Regions from separate parts of the Mus musculus genome. Here region 2 is linked to region 1. Evidence: chromatin contacts called from ENCODE Hi-C or POLR2A ChIA-PET data. All regions are on one chromosome and are shown on one strand. Each heading gives the region's core, a stretch centred on a gene start or an enhancer-like site at or near the end of the contact. The rest is flanking DNA. Distances are from core to core; before and after follow the strand shown. Region 1 overlaps Arid5b (AT rich interactive domain 5B (MRF1-like)). Region 2 overlaps Arid5b (AT rich interactive domain 5B (MRF1-like)).

Region 1 (3,154 bases), core at 87-2,586:
TTAGCTTTAAATTAAATATTCAAAGGGAATAAGAGTTCCACAATGACTAAACCTCATTTCAACTTCAATAAAGAGAACTTTAACTTGGCCTATTAAAAGTTAATACCTAAAGTACAGATCTTGTAATGCTCCACTGAAATGGCTCTAATCCCGTGCTTATGTCATAATTACACGTTTTGTTAACCTCTCTCAATGTCATTTTTTTTCACTTATTTATATATATTTTTCAAACTCCCAAATGGAATTCCACAGAGAAACTGTAATTATAATCCGAAACTCCACCTCGACTTGTCAAACAGTAGCTGTACACCATGGCTCTCATGGCGTGTGTGTGTGTGTGTGTGTGTGTGTGTGTGTGTGTGTGTGTGTGTGTGTCTCTCTCGGGGAGCAGGGGTGGTGGTGGGGGGAGTGAGGGCGGGGTGTGGAAGGGAGGTGGGAGGAGGGGAGGGGGAGGGGCGGGGCGAGCATTCATCCTGTGAGTTGCTCAGATTGTCTTTGTATAAAGAGATGCATGAAATGTCAAGTACAATAAATTACTGGAGCGTAGAGTTTCAAATATCCATAATGCTTTTCCCTCTTCTCTCTCTCTCTCTCTCTCTCTCTCTCTCTTAATAGTTAATGGTGGCCAAATGTGCAGGAGGTTGAAAACATCCATTCTAGAGGAGAGAAATTTGCTTTCATCTCTTACATAATATTGCAGAAACATAATTTTATCCTCCTGGCAGGGGTGGGGGTGGGGGTTGTTTAGGAAACATCACCCTGTATGTTTACCAAAAATCACCGTCTAACATCAGAAAGCCTGAAACCAAAAAAAAAAAAAAACTTCATAAAACCCTTCACACTAGTACTTTATAGAAGCTTGGTGGAAAAAATATGCATGTCCTTTCCTGTGCCTAATTACCTCAACTGAAAATTCTGCCAAGTATTTCGCCCTTTCGTTCTCGTAATCGTATTAGGGCAAATGCGTCTGGAGGCCAACAGAAACAAACATTTAAAGATTTTTTTTTTTCACTTAAAAGATTCCAAATCTGTATGGAGCCTTGGTTTGAAACACAATGTCCTTCGGGTTTGCTTCACAGACAACCTACAGTTTCCTTTCTTTGGTCCCCTCCCCCAAGCAGAGATGAATTTGCTAGAGTTACAAAAAAAAAAAAAAAAAAAAAACCACCGATGTCTACTTTTGAAACAATTTAAGCAACATCATGTCAATAGGAAGGGCTTGCCCAGTGATCTATGCAGCCTGCAGTCCCTTTCCGACAGGAGACATTCCTTTCTGAAACCTTTATACTTTTTGCCTGCTCCTAGCAACCAACTAAAGGCAAGCCCTCAACTTTGCGTACCTGGCAGCCGTCCAGCCCTTACTGCAATTGACAATTACACCGTTTCCATTTAATTGCGGTTCTGTTGTGACAGAATATTTGTCATAATTAGGCATTTCCTATCTCCTGTCCATTCGTCTTTGATTATTACCGAACATGATTTTTTTTTTTTAATTTCAGAAAACCCAAGCACAAAAATCCTACAGATAAGGGTAGCTACAGCTGCTACTATCATTACCAACATTGTAACATGCAGGGTGGAGAGCAAAAAAAAAAAAAAAAGAATATAATTTCTCGGAAGGTAATTTTCCTTTCAGTGTTAAGTGCTTTTTATTCATCTTACAGTTACTCAATGACTTCCTGTTCTAATTACAAGACATTATACAGAAAAGACATTTGTAAAAGGGGGAAAAATATGCAGGCAGGCTATGTGACTAAATAGCCAGAATTCGTTGAACCGTTTTAAAATTCCAAAGTCGTCCATCAACTTTATCAGTTCCTGGTTGTGGCTATGTGTTGATGTGGGGTGCCCTCAGTGTGTTTCCAAATCTCTCTCAAGGCTTCAGAGTTAGTTCTCCCAGTCCAGACACATCAAAGGACAAAACACATTTGCAGCAAAACCATAGTTGAGGGAGGAAGAGGTTTTTGTTTTTTGTTTAACCCCCCCTCACCTCCCCGCCCATCAGAGCTGTTTTACTGGAGGCAGGCCAAGACATGTAGTGGAAAATATTAATAATAAAAACAAATTAAATGTCTGATTAAAAGGGACCAAGAGCAAGATTCTATCAGGAATAGAAATGAAAAGGCCACAAACGATTTCAGGAAAACAGTGTGTGACGTAAATGATACATCAGGCTTGGACTGTTGTGGTTATTTTGAGAATGGCTGCTGGTACTGTAAGTCAGCTGACCTGCCTGTAACCATTTTGTAATTCTCCACACAGTGAGTGAGTGGGGCAGCCTGCCTGAGATTGCTGAGACAGAAAACAGACCCAGGCCCACAGAACTGGCAATAAAAATATAATGTACTTTTAACATAACAGAACAAGGAGATTGGCTTTATTAACTAAGAAAACGACTTTAAATGGTCCCTAGCTTGCCATTTGTTTTGATAAATGGAAAAACAGATCTTCCCAGGGTAGGCAACAAAAACATCACTGGAAAAGTTTTTAAAAAAAGAAAAGAAAAGAAAAAAGAAAGAAAGAAAGAAAAGAATACATGATTGCAAATGGAACAAAGAACATTTTAACTACATAACCCAGGATTGTAGCCAGCTGCATCAAAAGACATAGCTTAAACAGACACACAAACATAAAATTAGGTATTGCTATGTGAATATCAGCTTTTTACCCTGGACACTGCTTCGTCTCTCTAGAAAGAAAACAACATCACAAAGCTAAATTCAAACCAAATGCAGACATCACTCTTAAGTAGCAAATGAAGCCACTGGGGAGCCAGTCAGCTCCACCTCCTTGGTCCTCCCAAAAGGCCACAGCGGAAAAAGCCACATTCGGGAGTCTTTTTGAATTCCATCTTGAGAATTTTGCATGTCATTTGCATATGATCATCTCAGCCAAATCTAAATGTCATACAAGACAGGGATTATACAATAAGTGCAAGCCTTGGGAGATCACATGCTGGAACCTAGGGGGCCTGACCTGCCTCAAATTTGCCTCCCTTTCAAACAAGTTAACTTCTTAATAAAAACCGTTTGTGCTATTTTCACTTATTTGTCTGTGTGCACCTTTGCACCTGTGTCAGGTGTCTTCAGAGGCCAGAAGACGGCATTCGGTTGCCTGGACCGGACCTCAAGTTGTAGGCAGATGTGAACTGCTT
Region 2 (3,149 bases), core at 185-2,684, 57 kb after region 1:
TAAAAAAAAATCCAGGCTGGGTATTGTTTCAAAGCATATGGGGACAGCTTCTGGGATGGAGGAGGGAGCATACCAGGGAAAGCATTTAGAATGTTCTGGAAAATAATTAAGTATCATGGTATATTAGTCTCCACATGAACACAAATGGAATTTGGCAACATTTTGACCAAATAAGGCTTCCTAGAATAGACAACTTTGGAGATGAGTGTTATTCTCAAATAGATCAAATGATTATTATCATTTCAATTACCAGTTGCTTCAGATCTTTTCCGAGAAACGACATGACTAGACCTGGCTGGAGTACAGCAGCCGCCGAACAAATAGTTTATTAACCAAGAGAAAAATACAATCCTTATGATGTCATTAATGAATAAACTTGTCTTTCAAGATTATCTCTCTAGATTCGCCCTGGACTCTCCCTTCACTCACTTAGACACACATACACACACACACACACACACACACACACACACACAGAGGCAGGGGCAGGAATTCACACAGACATATAAATCAAAAACCTGGCTTGGGGTTAATTGTGAACACAGCCTTCCTTGTGTTTTACTGTGGATTTAGAGAGAGGGCATCTCTTCACCATTGTTAAAAGTGAGGAAATCTGATAAGAGCTGGAAACAGCACACAACTCTCTGAAACAAAACGACCCACGTGTATGTGAAAAATGTGTCGGGAAGCCTTCCTCTGAGCACACAATGGCATCTGTCACATGTTCATACTTATTATTCTGAGTCAGGGCTGACTAACTTTCTCATAGTGCCCGTTCTTGGGCAAGTCTCTCTGTGTCTATGAAAAGAATTCCAATAAGCTCATGCCATGATTCCATGAGCTCTCAGCAAACTGAGAATTAGTGCTGAATAAATACTGAATAAATATCCCCGATTCACTCACAGACAACGCAGAAGGATCACAAAGAAATACACGTTGTTATTTTGTTAATGGACCCTGACTTTTCAATTAACCCAGAGTTTAATCAATAGCTATGTAGGACATGTTAAGACGCTCACTAGCTCCTTTTCCTCTTCACCATTGCTTTAAACTGTTTCCGTAATTAGGATTTGATTTCTACCACTGTACAAAAAAAAAAAAAAAAAAAAAACAAAAAAACAAAAAAAACAGTTCACTGGAGCACGAATTCTCTAAGTCAGAAAAGATAATCCAGGCCAGAAGTCACAAAGCAGCCAACCCCCAAGGCCCTTCCGCATGTGATAAAGGTTGGAAAATTTACACACAACACAAAAACCTAGACTTCAATCTTTTCTTATAAAACAAAACAAGGAAGGAGATGAAAAAAAAAAAAAAAAAAAAAGGAACAAGCAAGACCAAAACCAGCAACTGAAACCACCAGAAAGCAAACAGCACATGCTTTCTTTCTTTCTTTCAAGATGTGAAATCCCCTCTAGGCTAAGAGTTTCATCCAGGTCAGGTCCCTAGCCTGCTCGGTTGGGTGCTGACACCAGCTATTTCAGTGGACTCATCTTGATTTGATCCATCTCCTTTTGTGTACCCGACGAGGGCCCCGAAGGACAGTGACACACCCTAGTGCTGAGTCACTACCAGGCTCCGATGGCAATCTAGGATTCCTATGTAGGTGACTTTGCAGCCTGGGTGCCGGGGTTCAAATCCCAGGCCTGGACTTTGTTGCTATGAAACAGGAAGCAACTTCTCTAACCTTCTTGGGCTGCAACTATTTGACAGGTATTTTCTTTAAAAGGATTATGATATCAGCTGCAGGCTACAGTCATGGCTAGGATTCACTGGGTCGGCACAAAAGGTTTATCAGAGTTAGCCATGTGCTGCCTTTATGTTTTCTAGAGTGTGATACGCTGCGATGGATTTAGATGATTCTCAGAAAAACACAGACACACACACACACACACACAATCACACACACACACATCTGCAGGAGTGTATGTACCCACCTACAATGCATGTATCATTGGAAACAAGGGGTAAGGACATAAAGAATGTCAATGAGGCTCACTTATGTATTGATTAATGGCAAAGTCAAGGGATATGTGTGCATGTATATTATGTGTGTAGGCATATTATATATGTGTACACAACAGATACAATTAAGGAAAATGTATTACATATATCACATAATTCCTGGCTTAACTATTTTGTGGTTATTTGAATGACTGGAAACAGAGTTTATTTTTTCTAGTTGTATGAAATATAGAGAGTTGCTTCTTTAAATAAATTTAATTTTTAAAAAGGATCAATTTGAACCAAGTCATGGAGCAAAACCAGAGGACATGTGGACACAGGAAAAAAAAAAAAAAAACCCAAGACAGGAAGACAGGATAGTTAGAAGACGACTAAAATACAGCTCAGTCCATTGTAGCTGAGATTCTCAAAGGACAGTCCAGGAGTCCTTGGGAACGCCTGGATCACTCCAGGGGATACACAAGGCCCAATCAAAAATCAAAATTCATGAAGTTACTATTGGATTTTTTTTCACTCATCCTCCATCAAGAGCACAGAAGGGTTTTCCTGAGCCCTCAGCTCACGGCAGGCACCGCGTTGGAGTGAGGATGGAAGCAGGTACCAGATTTCACACTACGAAGCTAGACAGTAAAGAGATTTACAGAATCTATACGACTGTGTAGCCATTCTCATTAATCTATTAGTACTTGAGAATGTATTTCATCACCTATGACTTCCATGAAAATGTTACATGTTCACAAAGTTCTTCACCAACCCTTATAGCCACCGATACTGTTATTGCCAGACAAGAAATGTTCCTTTTAAAAACACGTCAAAAGGCCCTCATATTTCTTGGTCATGACCCCTCTCCCACCAACTTCCAGCAACCACTGATCTATCATCCTGTCTTAAAGTGTCACACACACATTGAATTCTGCTACAAGACCCCCTCTGGGATGGCTCTTCTCATACAGCACAGTGCCTTGGGAGCCGGCCATGTTGCTGCCTGAAGTCACAGCTTGAATCCCCCTCCAGAGAGCAGGTGCCCACTGGATAGACAGATACAAAGTTATACTCAACCAATCTCAGTCACATGGACTTCTAGGATGTTCCAGTTTGGGTAATTATAAACAGAATGGATACAATGCTGGGGTCTTTCTGCAAACACAGGTTCTCAGGTCTCTAAATACCTGGGTGAAGGATCGCAG

Evidence for each region. A loop is a pair of places that touch in the nucleus more often than their neighbours do. ChIA-PET counts read pairs that join two places held with the same protein, here RNA polymerase II (POLR2A).
Region 2: a loop to region 1 is called in a map of regulatory T cell, with 2.7 times the contacts of the local background. The contact joins two enhancer-like sites. A Hi-C loop is called at or near these places in 1 of 37 maps with a recorded cell type or tissue (regulatory T cell). POLR2A ChIA-PET finds 5 or more read pairs at or near these places in 5 of 5 experiments (Patski and embryonic stem cell).

The regions. Positions count from the first base shown.
Region 1 is chr10:68,190,940-68,194,093 of GRCm38, forward strand. All of the region lies in intron 3 of Arid5b (AT rich interactive domain 5B (MRF1-like)), which reads right to left. All of the region lies in intron 1 of Gm51770 (a long non-coding RNA gene), which reads left to right. Among named protein-coding and RNA genes, the nearest start is that of Gm51770, 41 kb to the left of the region's middle. Within about 2 kb of position 1,337, at least 3 of the 3 ENCODE cell types and tissues checked have a DNase peak (open chromatin) inside an H3K27ac peak, as active enhancers do.
Region 2 is chr10:68,248,162-68,251,310 of GRCm38, forward strand. All of the region lies in intron 2 of Arid5b (AT rich interactive domain 5B (MRF1-like)), which reads right to left. Among named protein-coding and RNA genes, the nearest start is that of Arid5b, 29 kb to the right of the region's middle. Within about 2 kb of position 1,435, at least 1 of the 3 ENCODE cell types and tissues checked has a DNase peak (open chromatin) inside an H3K27ac peak, as active enhancers do.